Regions from separate parts of the Homo sapiens genome. Here all the other regions are linked to region 3. Evidence: read pairs that join two places in POLR2A ChIA-PET (ENCODE). Cell type or tissue: MCF 10A. All regions are shown on one strand. Links, peaks and the distances in the headings refer to the core of each region. The heading gives the core; the rest is flanking DNA.

Region 1 (5,000 bases), core at 1-5,000, 100 kb before region 3:
TGATCTCAGCTCACTGCAACCTCTGCCTCCCGGGTTCAAGCGATTCCCCTGCCTCAGCCTCCCAAGTAGCTGGGATTACAGGCATGTGCCACCACGCCCGGCTAATTTTTGTATTTTGGTAGAGACGGGGTTTCTCCACATTGGCAAGGCTGGTCTCAAACTCCTGGCCTCAGGTGATCTGCCTGCCTCAGCCTCCCAAAGTGCTAGGATTACAGGCGTGAGCCATTGCGCCCGGCCCAATTTGCATAATTTTAAATAAGCTATGGTCCTCCAGCTCTACTGCATGTATATGACATAGGAACAAAGAGGGCATTCGATATAGAATGAAATATTTATTACAAGTGGTGGTATGGCAGTGCACGGTGGCTCACGCCAAAGTAATCCCAACACTTTGGAAGGCTGAGGTGGGTAGATCATCTGAGGTTAGGAGTTCGAGACCAGCCCGGCCAACATGGTGAAACCCTGTCTCTACTAAATATACAAAAACTAGCCGGGCATGGTTGCAGGCACCTGTAATCCTAGCTACTTGGAAGGCTGAGGCAGGAGAATTGCTTGAACTCGGGAGACAGACTGCAGTGAGCTGAGACTGCACCACTGCATGCTAGCCTGGGCGACAGAGGGAGACTCCGTCTCAAAAAAAGAAGTGCTGTGCTGGTGTATCTCAACAGGAATCCAGTACAAAATTCTGTTCTGTCTGGCTTACGATACTAGTATGAGAGATCTGCTTAGGGGAAAGTACCAAACTAATAGGATATTGTCTGCCTCAAATTCTGAGAAAAAAGTAGAAGGGGTATATTATACAAATAAAACTGGGGACCATGTAAATAAAATAACTTTTTTATTTTGAGACAGGGTCTCGCTCTGTCATCCAGGCTGGAGTGTGATGATGGCTCACTGCAGCCTCCACCTCCTGGGCTTGAGCAACCCTCCCACCTCAGCCTCCTGTGTAGCAGGGACCACAGGCATGCGTCACCATGCCTGGCTAGCTCAAAAAAATTTTTTCTGTAGAGATGGGGTCTCGGGTTGGTCTTGAAATTCTGGGCTTAAGCGGTCCTCCCACCTCAGCCTCACAAAGTGCTACGATTACAGGTGTGAGCCACCCCATCAGGCCAGACTTTTCATACTAAATGATCTTTCTGGATCAGACTCAAATTGCATTACAGACAGAGGCCCCACAGCAGGGGTTCTTAAATCTGAGCTTTTTGGTGTCTATAACCTACCTGAATTGTGACAAAATTTTATAAATGTACACTTTTTTGTTGTTGTTGAGACGGAGTCTCACTCTGTTGCCCAGGCTGGAGTGCAGTAGCATGATCTCGGCTCACCACAACCTCCACCTCCCAGGTTCAAGTGATTCTCCTGCCTCAGCCTCCCAAGTAGCTGAGATAACAGGCACGTGCCACCACACCCAGCTAATTTTTGTATTTTCAGTAGAGATGGGGTTTCACTATGTTGGCCAGGCTGGTCTTGAACTCCTGACCTTGTGATCTGCCCACATCGGCCTCCCAAAGTGCTGGGATTACAGGTGTGAGCCACCGCACCCAGGTTTATTTTTCATTTTTTTTGTGGAGATAGGGTCTTGTTATGTTGTGCAGCTTTGCCTTGAGCTCCCGGACTCAAGCAATCCTCCTACCTTGGCCTCAAAAAGTGCTAGGATTACAAGCATGAGCCACTGCGCCAGCCATGTCTACATTTTTATTTAGCTTTCTTTAAATTGTCGAAAGCATCTGTACCACAAAAAAGCGTAAGAACTTCTATTTTTATTTCAGTTCTCTAAGGTGGCAGCTTCTGACTCTGTGCTTTGGCTTTCACCAAATGCTTTCACATTTCTATTTTTGTATGTTTCAAATGTGTTTAAATGGTTTAACTCATTCTTCTCAACACTCAGAAAATACTTCGATGACTTCTCCCTTCTAAAATGGTTTCAGATATGAATTCATGGAAAATGAGAGGCTATAATGCAGAAAATTGTCAACTCTATAACAAATGCCACAACTCGAGATACTCAGGAGTGATTCTAAGATTGTGTCGTTGTTTCTTCTGGGTCCCAAAAATTATATAAGCACAGAAGCTGTTATGGAGGGAATGGAAATGGGCATAGAAGCATTTGACAATAAACATAAGTAGGCAAAGTTCTGCTCCACCAACTTAGAACAATTAACAAAATGCAACCATCAGTGCCAGACTCTGGTGGGTTTTGTAGAGATACCTCAGTGGCTTTGCTCTTGGAGGCCTGGGATGACATGTCATCCTCACTCTCATCTGCTGTGCTCTCCTGGGAATTTTGGGACTTAATCTCTTCACCCTAAATGTGAATGGACCAAGAAAATGGTGGGTTATAATGATCACATTTAGGGTAATAGGGGAGAAGGTTGAGTTTACAGGCAATACAAAGGAAGATATTTTAGCCATTCAAAACACAGCAAACATGGATACCAACTTGTGATTCAGCATCTAGAGGAGGGATACTCAACTCCAGGTTTCTGAGATGTCTGTGGCCCTGATACAATAAGTAATGTAACGAAAGGTTCATCTTAGTATGCTAGTATCACACTACATTTTAAAAGGCTAGACTGTATTGGTGACTCTAAGTCGATGCTGAACATGGTTCTAAAATTTCCCAAATACCTTAAGGTATCTAAGCACTATCACACCAAGCACGAATGGCCATGCGGAGGCTAAAGGACAGTATGGTGAGGTGGTTTCAGAACATCAGCTCTGGATTTGGGACTGTTTGGACTCAAACTCCGGCTCCACCCACTCACTGTTGAATGACATTAGGTAAATTACTTAACTTCTCTGAGCTTCAATTTTTATGCAGAAACAATAGTATCTGCCTCATAAGGTTGATGTGAAGAAAGGAAGCTAATTCTCTGTGGTGCTGTTTTATATATTTCATATATAATTGACTACAAGACTCAGATATTGTAAGCATGAAAGAAAAGGGCTTATACTACCCTATCTGAAAAATGTTGTAACTCCAAAGTAGTATTATAAACAACACAAGATTTCAGCTAATCAGACAACTAAAAAAAACCTTATAAATGCTCATTAGTTAAAATTAGAGATTGTTGCGGGAAGTCAGGGACCCCAAACGGAGGGACCGGCTGAAGCCTTGACAGAAGAACGTGGATTGTGAAGATTTTATGGACATTTATTAGTTCCCCAAATTAATACTTTTGTAATTTCTTATGCCTGTCTTTACTGTAATCTCTAAACATAAATTGTAAAGATTTCATGGACACTTACCACTTCCCCAGTCAATACCCTTGTGATTTCCTATGCCTGTCTTTACTTTAATGTCTTAATCCTGTCAGCCGAGAAGGAGGTATATAGTCTCAGGACCCTGTAATAATTGCGTTAACTACACAAATTGTACAGCATGTGTGTTTGAGCAATATGAAATGTGGGCACCCTGAAAAAACAACAGGGTAACAGCAATTGTTCAGGGTATAGGAGAGATAACCTTAAACTCTGACCGCCGGTGAGCCGGGCGGAACAGAACCATGTTTCTCTTCCTTCAAAAGCAAATGGGAGAAATATCACTGAATTCTTTTTCTCAGCATGGAACGTCCCTGAGAAAGAGAATGCACACCTAGGGGTAGGTCTCTGAACTGGGCCCCCCCGGGTGTACCTGTCTCTTATGGTCGAGACTGCAGAGGTGAAATAAACTCCAGTCTCCTATAGCGCTCCCAGGCTTATTAGGAAGAGGAAATTCCCGCCTAATAAATTTTGGTCAGACCTGTTGATCTCAAAACCCTGTCTCCTGATAAGATGTTATCAATGACAGTGGTGCCCAAAACTTCATTAGCAATTTCAATTTCGCCTCGGTCCTGCGGTCATGTGATCTCACCCTGCCTCCACTTGCCTTGTGATATTCTATTACCCTGTTAAGTACTTGATGTCTGTCACCCACACCTATTCGCACACTCCCTCCCCTTTTGAAAATCCCTAATAAAAACTTGCTGTTTTTTGTGGCTTGTGGGGCATCACGGATCCTATCAACGTGTGATGTCTCCCCCGGACGCCCAGCTTTAAAATTTCTCTCTTTTGTACTCTGTCCCTTTATTTCTCAAGCCAGCTGACACTTAGGAAAATAGAAAAGAACCTACGTGATTATCGGGGCAGGTCCCCCAATAAGAGATTAATTTGTAATTTCTGGAATAAGACAGATTGGCTTAGGGGAAAAAAAATAACAAAAGAAATGTTTGTCCCTATACAAAAATGTTATTATGAATCTACCCTCAGTGGGGCTTAAAGGAGCTCCTCTAGCTGTGGAGAGAGGTTTGTACTGGTCTGACTCCTTTATGTCTGAGGCATTGTTTATATCAATGGCATGTTTTGGTGCCTTGCTGCCTAAGATGAGGGGTGCAGCCTGTGACCAGGGCCCATGAGTAATGTACCATAACTTTAAGAGTTAAACAGTCACAGACTTAAGAGAAAAGTAGCCTTACTGAGAGACGAGGGCTTAGGTGACCTTCCTTACATGCCATCTGATGCTGTCACAAAGAATAAGAGTAGGGGATTATCACTAGCAGGATCCAAGGCTTACCTGCAAGTCCCGGTTTTTTAGATTGCCCAGCCAGAAAGCCTCTCTACAATTGTTGAGAGTGAGCATAGCTTTGACTCTGCAAACTAAAAGTTCCAGGGTCTTTTTGAGCAGAGGCACATGTTGGGTGAGTCTCGTGTCCTGGTGAATCTGAATGGAAATAAATAACATCCATCTTTTGTGAGTTTATCATCATGCCTTCACATTTCTTATAGAAACCTTTGAATGTTGAATAAGAACACAAGCCCTGCCAGTATGGGCCAACGGTATGTTCCATCAAACAGGAATAGTTTGGCAGAGTAATCCAAAGAGAATGGCAGCTAAAGAATTCAAAGCCTAGAAGACATACCACCAACACCTCTAGTTCCTCTTCATAACCTCTTACTGGCCGATCTTCAATGAATTTACCTAAAATATTCTTGAATATATATTTTACTGATATTAAACAATA
Region 2 (5,000 bases), core at 1-5,000, 57 kb before region 3:
TACCCTAACAGACAAAGCTTTTTGAGGGCAGAGGATCTAATATATCAGTGCCTGGCACAGAATAGGCACTTAATGTTTGTGGTAAGAAAAAAAAATGCTAGTACTATGGCTATGTACTCCATTTCCACTACTACACACTAGGAAATCTATCATTTGCTTGTTTTTTTTTTTCTAGCAAATTTCAAGAGGTTTAAAATTAATACAAAATACTGAGAATACAAAAAAATTTTTTTTAATTTTATTCTATTTTATTTTATTTTTATTATTATTATACTGTAAGTTTTAGGGTACATGTGCACAATGTGCAGGTTAGTTACATATGTATACATGTGCCATGCTGGTGTGCTGCACCCACTAACTCGTCATCTAGCATTAGGTGTATCTCCCAATGCTATCCCTCCCGCCTCCCCCCACCCCACAAAGTCCCCAGAGTGTGATGTTCCCCTTCCTGTGCCCATGTGTTCTCACTGTTCAATTCCCACCTATGACTGAGAATATGCGGTGTGCGGTTTTTTGTTCTTGCGATAGTTTACTGAGAATGATGATTTCCAATTTCATCCATGTCCCTACAAAGGACATGAACTCATCATTTTTTATGGCTGCATAGTATTCCATGGTGTATATGTGCCACATTTTCTTAATCCAGTCTATCATTGTTGGACATCTGGGTTGGTTCCAAGTCTTTGCTATTGTGAATAGTGCCGCAATAAACATATGTGTGCATGTGTCTTTATAGCAGCATGATTTATAGTCCTTTGGGTATATACCCAGTAATGGGATGGCTGGGTCAAATGGTATTTCTAGTTCTAGATCCCTGAGGAATCGCCACACTGACTTCCACAATGGTTGAACTAGTTTACAGTCCCACCAACAGTGTAAAAGTGTTCCTATTTCTCCACATCCTCTCCAGCACCTGTTGTTTCCTGACTTTTTAATGATTGCCATTCTAACTGGTGTGAGATGGTATCTCATTGTGGTTTTGATTTGCATTTCTCTGATGGCCAGTGATGATGAGCACTTTTTCATGTGTTTTTTGGCTGCATAAATGTCTTCTTTTGAGAAGTGTCTGTTCATGTCCTTCGCCCACTTTTTGATGGAGAATACAAAAATTAGCTGGGTATGGTGGCACGTGCCTGTAGTCCCAGCCACTTGGGAGGCTGAGGCAGGAGAATCGCTTGAACCCAGGAGGCAGAGGTTGCAATGAGCTGAGATCGTGCCAACTGCACTCCAGTCTAGGAGACAGAGCTAGACTCTGTCTCAAAAAAAAAAAAATCTTTCCCAACATATTGCCTCTTACCTGGATGTGGCTGCTGGCTTCATTCTGTTTGCTAAATGCCAGTGTGCTGAGAACATAGAAGAGTTTTCGTATTTGCTGAGGGGATATGTTATCCAGATAATCTAAAATGCCCTGTGGAAAAAATGATGCCAACAATGAGGCTAGCAGCTAACATTTTTCCCTTAAAATTCAAAAAATTAAAATCCCTGTAAAAGAGACACACATAGATAGCCAGGTATCTAAAACTTTTTAGCTCCCTTAAAAGCTCAAAGCTCAAGTTCTAAAAGCTATGCTCAGAGCCCAAAGGTTTGATAGACTGGATATAAACTGGGAAAATTCTTACAACTTTCTAAATCTCTTATTATCAGAGACTAGGAACTAACTATCAGGAAACATAAAGTTTTCTTTATCCTCTTCACTCTGAACCACAATCCTGGGCTTTAATCATCTACTGCTTAGTCATTCTAATGCACCTCCCAGTTCTCGGTATTCTTTACCTCCACCTTTCCCTTTTTTTTCAGTGAAAACAATATTCTACCAAAAGTTATGTCTTTACCCTATTCCTTGCCATATCATCCCTTCCCAGCTTCTACTCAATGAATTATTTCTCCTTTCTCTACAGATCTGGAAGGAGTCACAAGGAAACTATTTACTTTGTGACCTTGGGAAATGCCTCAGCTTTTCTCATCTATAACATGGTGATAATAATAGCTATACTACCTTTCATGGTTTGTCTGAGGAAAAAGTAATAAAACAGCTTTGTAAACTTTTAATTAATTTTTAAAAATCTCCATTTCTTCCTCTCTATTGAATCCTTTCTCTCAGCCTACAAGCAATCTCAAACCTCCTCATCTAAAAAATATCTCCCTCACAACCAGCTTCTTTCTCAAGCTACTTTTTTTATTCTCTCCTCCTTGATGCTTCTCGACATTGACTCTATTCCCCAAGTCTTCAAGTTACTGCTCTCTGGCTTCCACCCTTATAATTCAATTAACACTGTTCTCTCAGAGGTTACCAGAGGTATCCTAATTGCCAAAGCCAATAGCCTCTGCCTCCATCTTCAACTTTTTCAGTGTCCAACACTGGGAGATAAATCCCTCACTCCTTTTTGTTTTTTTTTTTTTTTTTTTTTTTTTTTGAGACGGAGTCTCGCTCTGTCGCCCAGGCTGGAGTGCAGTGGCGGGATCTCGGCTCACTGCAAGCTCCGCCTCCTGGGTTCACGCCATTCTCCTGCCTCAGCCTCCCAAGTAGCTGGGACTACAGGCGCCCACCACTACGCCCGGCTAATTTTTTTGTATTTTTAGTAGAGACGGGGTTTCACCGTTTTAGCCGGGATGGTCTCGATCTCCTGACCTCGTGATCCGCCCACCTCGGCCTCCCAAAGTGCTGGGATTACAGGCGTGAGCCACCGCGCCCGGCCTCACTCTTTTTTTTTTGACAGTTTCGCTCTTCTCGCCTAGGCTGGAGTGTGATGGCATGATCTCAGCTCACTGCAACCTCCACCTCCTGGGTTCAAGTGATTCTCCTGCCTCAGCCTCCCGAGTAGCTGGGATTACAGGCATGCACCACAATGCCCAGGTAATTTTTGTATTTTTAGTAGAGGAGGGCTTTCTCCATGTTGGTCAGGCTGATTCGAACTCCCAACCTCAGGTGATCCGTCCGCCTCGGCCTCCCAAAGTGCTGGTATTACAAGCATGAGTCACTGTGCCCGGCCAATCCCTCACTCTTGAAACTCATTCCTGGGCTTTTGCTACCTGACATCCTTTAAGCTCACATTATTAATCTTCCAGGTTTCTCATTTTCCTTCTATGGACATTTGCTTTCATCTGCCACTTAAACTTTAACCTTCTCAAAATGTCTGTGCTCTTCTAAGCCTTTTTTTTTTTTTTTTTTTTTGAGACAGAGTCTTGCTCTGTCGCCCAGACTGGAGTGCAGTGGTGTTATCTTGGCTCACTGCAAGCTCCGCCTCCTGGGTTCACGCCATTCTCCTGCCTCAGCCTCTTGAGTAGCTGGGACTACAGGCGACCGCCACGATGCCCGGCTAATTTTTGTATTTTTAGTAGAGACGGGGTTTCACCGTGTTAGGCAGGATGGTCTTGATCTCCTGACCTCGTGATTTGCCCGCCTTGGCCTCCCAAAGTGCTGGGATTACAAGCATGAGCCACCGCACCCGGACCGCCACATATTCTTAACAGTCACCAAGTCATGTTAATTCTAACACCAAATTGTCTCTTAAGCCATAATTTCTTCTACATTCCCGTGACCAAAATCTGGCCCTTACTCTCACTCCCTTAGACCATTTCAGCAGTCTCCAATCCACCCATCATATAGCCTACTGAGTTATCTCTCAATGCTGAGTAGATTAGGTCAACTGTATGTAAAAACTAGTAATAGCTCCTTATTGTCTAAAAAATAAAGTTGAAACTCTTTAGCATGTTATTTGAGACTCTTTGCAACATGGGCCTGTCCTATGTCTTACCAGCCTTGCCTCCAATCATTCCTCTCCATATATATCCTATTCTCCAGTCATGCTTGTTTGCTTCTCATTCCTCAGTCACACCATTGACTTGGGCACCAGTTTGCTTCTGCTCAAACTCTTCTCTGCCTAGAACGCACTTCCCATACTTTCTCTTGTCAGTCATTCCCATCCTTCAGCAATCACTCACATTGCCTCTTTGAAGAATTCTCCAGCTTCCCAGGCTAAATTTAATTATTCTTACTCTGTTATATCTATAGTACTTTACCAGAGAATTCACCATGTTGTATTTATAGTGACTTGCTTATGTGTCTTAGTCTTTAACATGAAAGGTAAGGGCCTACTTTACATTCACAGCACCCAGAATAGAGATTAGCCTGTAGGTTAGGTATAAAGAAGTGTTTGCTGAATGAATTAACACATAGATAGAATAGTCACTTTTTATTTATATTACTTGCCCATCATCTCACCTCCTTCCCACCACCTCCCACCAATTATAGTATTCAATATCTAAAGTACAAGAAGCCAATAAGATACCTTTACAAAGACAGCATTCATCATCATAGCAGATGGGTTTAACACTACCAACTCTAGAAGGACATCTAAGGCAGTATCAACTTCAGCTTCATTCCCACTGCAGATATGGGTCACTAAGGCACCAACCACTTCCTATACAGGGGAGAGTCAACAGAACAGTGTAAAACAAAATATGGATGGCCATTCTAAAGGGATTCACCCCCAAGGCCTCTCCAATCTCTACTTTGTTAAAATCACAATCAACCCAAACCCATCACCTATTATCTAGTTTTCATTAATGTTGGCTTCAGGAGATTTAGGAATATGCCAGTGTAACTTGACCATCCCATCTTGACCTATTTCCCATATTTTATCAGTGAGCTCTACCTAAGCCCTCCTGATTTTGCTCCTTGGCGTAGTTTTCCTCTTTCTTTTTCCCATATGGGTTAAATTTTACCCTTTAGGTTGAGGTTGTACAAGATCAGTTGAAATTCCTCAAAAAGATGGCACTCAAGGAGCTAAAAGCTTTAAAGGTTTTCTCCATATAGTACAGGCTAGACTTGCATGTTTCCAAGCAAACATGGATTATGACAGTGTCTCTAAGACATTAAGAGGGTCCAGAAATGTCTTAGATGCCATTCTCCCTTTATACTGTCACTCCATAATAGTCATAACAGAATTACATTTTCAACTGCAACAGCTACCTCATGTCAGCTGCAACTATTGCTCTAC
Region 3 (7,459 bases), core at 1,560-6,559:
CTGCACTCCAACTTGTGTGACAGAGTGAGACCTCATCTCTGAAAAACAAAACAAACAAAAATGGGTAAAGGACTTGAATAGACATGTCTACAAAAATATAGAAATGGCCAAGAAGTATGTGAAAAGATGCTTAACATCATTAGTCATTAGGGAAATGCAAATCAAACCACAATGAGGTATCACTCCGTACTCATCAGGATAATTATAATTAAAAAATAGGGCCAGGAGAGGTGGCAGGTACCTGTAGACCCAGGTACTCAAGAGGCTGAGGAGGGAAGACTGCTTGAGCCCAGGAGTTTCAGGCTGCAGTGAACTATGATCACGCCACTGCACTGCAGCCTGGGTGACAGAGCAAGATCCTATACATAAAAAAAAAAATTAAATTATTAATTCATTAAAAGCAAAATTATTATTATTATTATTATTATTATTATTATTATTATTATTTGAGACAGAGTCTCGCTCTGTTGCCCCGGCTGGAGTGCAGTGGCGCAATCTCGGCTCACTGCAAGCTCTGCCTCCCGGGTTCATACCACTCTCCTGCCTCAGCCTCCCAAGTAGCTGGTACTACAGGCGCACACCACCACGCCTAGCTAATTTTTTGTATTTTTAGTAGAGACGGGGTTTCACCATGTTAGCCAGGATGGTCTCAATCTCCTGACCTCGTGATCTGCCCGCCTCGGCCTCCCAAAGTCCTGGGATTACAGGTGTGAGCCACTGCGCCCGGCCATAAAACATTTTTTAAGAAAGGAAAATAAATGTTAGCAAGAATATGGAGAAATTGGAGACCACGTGCATTGGTGGTAGGAATGTAAAATTATGCAGCTGCTATGGAAAGCGGTGGTGGTTCCTCAAAATGGTAAACATATGTTCATCACATGATCCAGCAATTCCACTCTTATATACCCTAAAGAACCGAAAACAGGGACTCAAACAAATATTTGTAAACCAATACTCATAGCAACATTATTCAAATGGCCAAAAGGTGGAAACAACTCAAGTGTCCATCAATGGATGAATGGATAAAAAAAATGTGGTATAAACAAAGAATGGGGGCCGGGCGCAGTGGCTCACGCCTGTAGTCCCAGCACTTTGGGAGGCCGAGGAGGGTGGATTACCTGAGGTCAGCCGTTTGAGACCAGCCTGGCCAACATGATGAAACCCCAACTCGACTAAAAATACAAAAATTAGCTGGGTGTGGTGGTGCACGCCTGTAATCACAGCTACTCAGGAGGCTGAGGCAAGAGAATTGCTTGAACCCAGGAGGCAGAGGTTGCGGTAAGCTGATATCGTGCCACTGCGCTCCAGCGTGGGGGCCAGAGTGAGACTCCGTCTCAACAAAACAAAACAAAACAACAAAAACAAAGAATGGAATTACTAAAGCTGTAGTAGGGAATGAAGTTCTGATGCATGCTACAACATACATGAACCTTGAAAATATGCTGGCTGGGCGTGGCGGCACACGCCTGTAATCCCAGGACTTTGGGAGGGCGAGGCGGGTAGATCACGAGGTCAGGAGATCGAGACCATCCTGGCTAACACGGTGAAACCCCGTCTCTACTAACAAAAAAAAAAAAAGAAAGAAGGAAAAGAAAATAATATGCTAAGTGAAATAAGCAAGACACAAGGATACATATTGTTATGATTCCATTTATATGAGGCATCTAGAATGAACAAATCCATAGATAGAATGTGATTAGTGATTATTAGGGGCTGGGGAGAGGAAGATGGCAAATTATTGCCTAATGGGTACAAAGTTTGTTTGGGATGATCAGAAGTTCTAGAAATGGATAGTGGTAATGGTTGTATAACATTATGAATATACTTAATGCTACTAAATGTACCCTTAAAAACAGTTTAAATGGTATATTTTACGTTATATCAAAATTAAAAATTAAATAATGAAGAAACTTTATATTACTGATTTAAGGCAATCTCCAAAATAAACTGCTAAATGCAAAAGGTATGATATAGAACAAGAGGGGAAAGGAAACTACAGGTAAACACAAATTTGTAAATTCTCAGAACATCTCAGAAGGTTATAAAGTGATTGTCCCTGTGGGAGACAAACCAGGTGCCTAGAGGACTGAGAAGAAGTGAGTTATTTTTCACTGGATACTCTTCTATATGTTTTGAATTTTGACACATGTATATTACCTAGTCCAAAATTTTTTTTAATTAAAAAAATGTGTTGACTGGGGATCCAAGAAAGGGCAGGGGGGAAGATAAAAAATATACTAGTTGTTCAAAGTCACAGTCCAGTATGAATTACTGCCATAAGGTAGCACTAAAGATACAAATGAGTTACAAGTTATGATTCCAATCTAATCTCTTCTTTTTGTTTTATTTTTATTTATGTGTCTATTTTTGAGATAGAGTCTCACTCTGTTGCCCAGGCTGGAGAGCAGTGGCACAATCATGGCTCACTGTAGCCTCAACTCCCTGGGTTCAATGGATCCTCCCACCTCCGCCTCCTGAGTAGCTAGGATTACAGGTGTGTGCCACCACACCTGGCTAATTTTTGTATGTTTTTGTAGAGATGGGGTTTCACCATGGTGCCCAGGCTGGTCTCAAACTCCAGGGCACATGTGATTCTCCTGCCTTGGCCTCCCAAAGTGCTGGGATTACAGCCTGGCTTTTTCAGTGAATGGCATCCACAAACAAAAGCAAGCCCACGTGAAGTTCACATTAGATGGAGATGTTTCTTAGAAAACAAGGCAATTCTGTGTCCCCACTGCACTCAGAACCTGAACAGTTTCATGGTTAGCTGACCACAGACCCATCTCTACCCTAATAGACAGAGCTTTTTGAGGGCAGAGGATCTAATGTATCAGTGCCTGGCACAGAATAGGCACTTAATGTTTGTGGTAAGAATAAAAAAATGCTCGAACTATGGCTATGTACTCCATTTCCACTATTTTACACAGCAAATCTATCATTTGCTTTTTTTTTTTCCAGCAAATTTCAAGTAAAGAGGTTTAAAAACACAAAATACTAAAAATACAAAAATCAGCCGATTGTGGTGACACGTGCCTGTAGTCCCAGGTACTTGGAAGGGTGAGGCAGGAGAATCGCTAGAACCCGGGAGGCAGAGGTTGCACTGAACTGAGACAGCGCCAACTGCACTCCAGTCTAGGTGACAGAGCTAGACTCCGTCTCAAAAAACAGAATCTTTCCCAACATATTGCTTCTTACCTGGATGTGGCTGCTGGCTTCATTCTGTTTGCCACTGGATGGCCATTCTAAGGGGATTCACCACCGAGGCCTCTCCAATCTCTACTTCGTTAAAATCACAATCAACCCAGTCCCATCATCTATTATCTAGTAATGCTGGCTTCAGGAGATTTAGGAATATGCCAGTGTAACTTGACCATCCCGTCTTGACCTATTTCCCATATTTTATCAGTGAGCTCTACCTAAGCCCTCCTGATTTTGCTCCTGGGCGTAGTTTTCCTCTTTCTTTTTCCCATATGGGTTAAATTTTACCCTTTAGGTTGAGGTTGTACAAGATCAGTTGAAATTCCTCAAAAAGATGCCACTCAAGGAGCTAAAAGCTTTAAAGGTTTTCTCCATATAGTACAGGCTAGATTTGCATGTTTCCAAGCAAACATGGATCATGACAGTGTCTCTAAGACATTAAGAGGGTCCAGAAATGTCTTAGATGCCATTCTCCCTTTATACCGTCACTCCATAAGTCATAACAGAATTCTCAATTACAACAGCTACCTCATGTCAGCTGCAACTACTGCTCTATTTTAAATGTTTACAATTTTTTTTACAAATCTTCATTTTAAAAGTTCCATTCAGATGCGTTTTAACATTGCTAATAGGAAGAATATATGTACAAATACAAAATAAGACACTGTGCTTTACTTGCTTTCATAAACATTTTCCACAAATACAGTCCTCTCTCTCTGGATATATGCTATTAAAATGTGTCTCGGCCAGGCACGGTGGCTCATGCCTGTAATTGCAGCACTTTGGGAGGGCGAGGCAGGTGAATCACCTGAGCTCAGGAGTTCGAGACCAGGATGGCCAACATGGTGAAACCCTGTCTCTACTAAAAACACAAAAAATTAGCTGGGCATAGTGGCACGCGCCTGTAATCCCAGCCACTCAGGAGGCTGAGACAGGAAAACTGCTTGAATCCGGGAGGCGAAGGTTGCAGTGAGCCGAGATTGCGCCACTGTACTCCAGCCTGGGCAACAAGAACGAAACTCTGTCTTGAAAAAAAAAAAGTGTCTCATGTTTTGAAATAGACCAAATCTGTATCTTAATTTCAGACAAGAGAATTTTAGAGTTCAGAACACAGAGTTAGATCCACCAGTCAAATCTCTTCATTTCATCAAGGCTGGGAGTAAAATTGAGCTTTCCTGAGACCCAGTTCAGAGCTACTTTCCCTTCAGTAAGTTCCAACCAACAAAAAATAAGCATTAGATGATTCTTCCTTCCTCTGTTCCCTCCTTGCCAAAATAAGTATTTCAACATACCTGCTGGCAGTATGTGTCAAAAAACATAAACACATTATTTGTATAGGAGACTGCCAAATGAAATTCTACTCTAGTCTAGAGAGTGAAGCAAACTCTGAGCCAGCGACATAATGGATGAACACATATCCTTAAGAACCTTGAGTGGGGAAGAGTAGAGAGAGAAAAGAAGCTGTAGGAAACAGTACACAACCTAAGAGTTGCTTATCCTTTTGGAATGTCAGATCAGACTTCTCTTCCCCAACTCTCATTTTAACTTAAGAAATCTTAATCTTTGTTTTACACAGAATAATCCTTCACCATTCTGAGTTTTCTCTCAGGATCAATGGGAGTCCACATTTGGATATTAATTGACTGTTAAGCTCAAAGAAGTTAAGTTATAAGCCTAATAGTACATTCCTATCTGCTCGATTTGGGATTGGAGGCCAGATCTTCTAAATCCCGGTTTCCTCATGCAATCACACGACCCCCCAGGGATGTTCCACCTTGGTTATAATTTGAAGTTGGTCTATAAGGTTCAATGCTAACTAAACTGACTTTTTTAAAAGAAGTGATCATGCTCTATCAATAATGCAATATATAGACATTAATGGACCCAGAGTAAATAACCAGTTAATAAACATAGCTTCCTTATTGATACCATAATTTTAAAAAATCTTACATTTAGTAGTAAGCTGGGTATAATGCTTTATTGGGGAAAATGCAATGAAAAATTACATATGGTTTCCGTGTCTAGAAAATTACAGCCCAAAACACATATAACTGGCAGAAATAAACACAGAAAAGAACTGCTAGATGAAATAAGACAAACATTAAATCTATTCCTAAATATAAAATGTAAGATCCAATGAGGTATTCTCATTAGCTCCTAACCCAAACCCCAAACTACTGGCCCATCCAGTTTTCTAAGTTCTATACTGTTAATATACTGAACGTTCAGCCAGCAAAACATTATTCCCAGTTTATAAATTCCAGTTTGAATAATTTACATTTCCAGAGGAATTATCACCTAAAATCCAGTTTTGAATGGCCAAAGAGTGATAGTTCAAATAGGTCCATATTTACGTTTCTACTAGTTTCTACAGCCTGGTCCTATTCCCCTCAAGGTTTTTATAAGCTACTTAGAATAGGATACGAAAGGCTAGTTTGTCATAATTGCAAACTGCATTGAGATAGACAATTAAAATGTTAATGCAAAAATAAAATTCAAAAATTTCAATGGGTTTGAACAATGGACTGAAATAAGATGAAATTTTACATGAGAGCTGTAAAGCTTTCTGTTTTAGATTAAAAATCAATAGTCTCTGACACTTACTAAGTAATGAACAGAGAATGTACTCTGGAGCAGCTGTTCTTGAATGCAGCCTGATCGAATCTTATTTCTTAGCACCCTTTCAATGTACTTCTTTGTCTGAGTATTGGTGCTATAGATGATGAAAAGCATCACCAGGTCAATAAATATGCAATAATAGAAAAACAGTTAACCAATCAGTACATTTGCTACAATGAAACAGCAGCTTTTCCTCTAATTAAAACACACAATGGATGATGCTCATTTGTTCCACACACTCCCCTGGTAGTATCTACACTTTTCACAAAACCCAGAAATATTTTTTAAAGAAATAAAGTGCCACAACTATTAACCACTGGTATCTCTTAGGAATACATTCCAATATACATTAAAGTGATACTACTACAGAAGTAACTTTGAACATCTTCACATTTATTAAAAGATTCAATCACTTGCCAACTCCAGTATGTATTTTCACTATTACTAGAAAAATTACTTTGTGAAAAGTTGGAAAGACTATAAATGCCCATCAATCTGGAAAGGGTTCAGTAAATTATGATGGAGTAATTTTAATTTTTGAAATATTATAGTCATCAAAAAGGATAAGCCAGGCTGGGCGTGGGGGCTCACACCTGTAATCCCAGTACTTTGGGAGGCTGAGGTACACATATCACCTGAGGTTAGGAGTTCGAGACCAGCCTGGCCAACACGGTGAAACCCCATTTCTACTAAAAAATACAAAAAAAAATTGGCCAGTCGTGGTGGCAACTGCCTGCAATCCCAGCTACTCAGGAGGCTGAGGCAGGTCAACGACTCGAACCCGGGAGGTGCAGGTTGCAATGAGCCGAGATTGTGCCACTGCACTCCAGCCTGGGTGACACAGCGAGACTCTGTCTAAAAAAGACTTTTTAATTACAAAATTTAAAAAAAAAAGAAAAAGGTAGATCAGGGGTCCCCAACTCCTGGATCACGGAGTCTGTGGTCTGCTAGGAACCAAGCTGCACAGCAGGAGGTGAGGGGTGGTCAAGTGGTCATTACCACTGAGATCCGCCTCCTGTCAGATTAGCGGCTGCATTAGATTCTCACGGGAGCGCAAACCCCATTGTGAACTGCACATGCGCAGGATCTAGGCTGCACATTCCTTATGAGAATCTAAGTAGTGCCTGATGATCTAAAGTTGAACAGTTTCATCCTGAAATCATGCCCCGAAACGGTCTGTGGAAAAACTGTCTTCCATGAAACCAGTCCCTGGTGCCAAAAAGGTTAGGGACTGCTGAGCCATACTCTATTTTTTGACAGAGGAAAGACATTCCTGATATGAAGTGGAAAAAACAGCAGCCTGCAAAAGGATAATCAGGCTGGGCATGAAGGCTCATGCCTATAATCCCACTGCTTTGGGAGGCTGAGGAGGGAGGATCATTGAGCCCAGGAGGTGGAGGCAACAGTGAGCTACGATTGTGCCACTGCACTCCAGCCTGGCGACAGAGTGAGACCCTGTCTCTTTAAACACCACCACCACCACCCATAATCATAGTTAAGATTCTGCTTTTGTAAAAACAATATATAAACATATATATGTGTAGGCATAAGAGTATACCTGTACTTGCACACAATTACAGCTTGTATATGAAGAGAAAAAATTTGGAAGGATGATTACCCCTGAGGAATGGGAAAGAGAGCA

Evidence for each region. ChIA-PET counts read pairs that join two places held together with the same protein. Peaks named below come from ENCODE experiments on the same cell type or tissue, not always from the same donor. Only the 100,000 strongest peaks of a DNase experiment are listed, where the experiment ranks them.
Region 1: POLR2A ChIA-PET joins it to region 3 with 5 read pairs; 5 of 35 experiments call an interaction of 5 or more read pairs at or near these places.
Region 2: POLR2A ChIA-PET joins it to region 3 with 5 read pairs; 5 of 35 experiments call an interaction of 5 or more read pairs at or near these places.

The regions. Positions count from the first base shown.
Region 1 is chr3:10,096,025-10,101,024 of GRCh38, reverse strand. FANCD2 (FA complementation group D2) reads right to left here. Exons shown (of 44, transcript NM_001018115.3): 42 at 4,553-4,699; 43 at 2,210-2,305. It also overlaps a transcript of FANCD2OS not described here. Among named protein-coding and RNA genes, the nearest start is that of FANCD2OS, 9.7 kb to the left of the region's middle. RefSeq lists an enhancer at 3,607-4,154. In MCF 10A, for the core only: no CTCF peak of the experiment used is centred there; no DNase peak of the experiment used is centred there.
Region 2 is chr3:10,048,795-10,053,794 of GRCh38, reverse strand. It overlaps FANCD2 (FA complementation group D2), which reads right to left. Exons shown (of 44, transcript NM_001018115.3): 17 at 4,290-4,421; 18 at 1,298-1,408. Among named protein-coding and RNA genes, the nearest start is that of FANCD2, 25 kb to the right of the region's middle. In MCF 10A, for the core only: no CTCF peak of the experiment used is centred there; no DNase peak of the experiment used is centred there.
Region 3 is chr3:9,991,355-9,998,813 of GRCh38, reverse strand. All of the region lies in intron 2 of EMC3-AS1 (EMC3 antisense RNA 1), which reads right to left. It also overlaps a transcript of EMC3 not described here and the pseudogene FANCD2P1. Among named protein-coding and RNA genes, the nearest start is that of EMC3-AS1, 8.2 kb to the right of the region's middle. In MCF 10A, for the core only: no CTCF peak of the experiment used is centred there; DNase peaks (open chromatin) are centred at 4,133 and 4,493.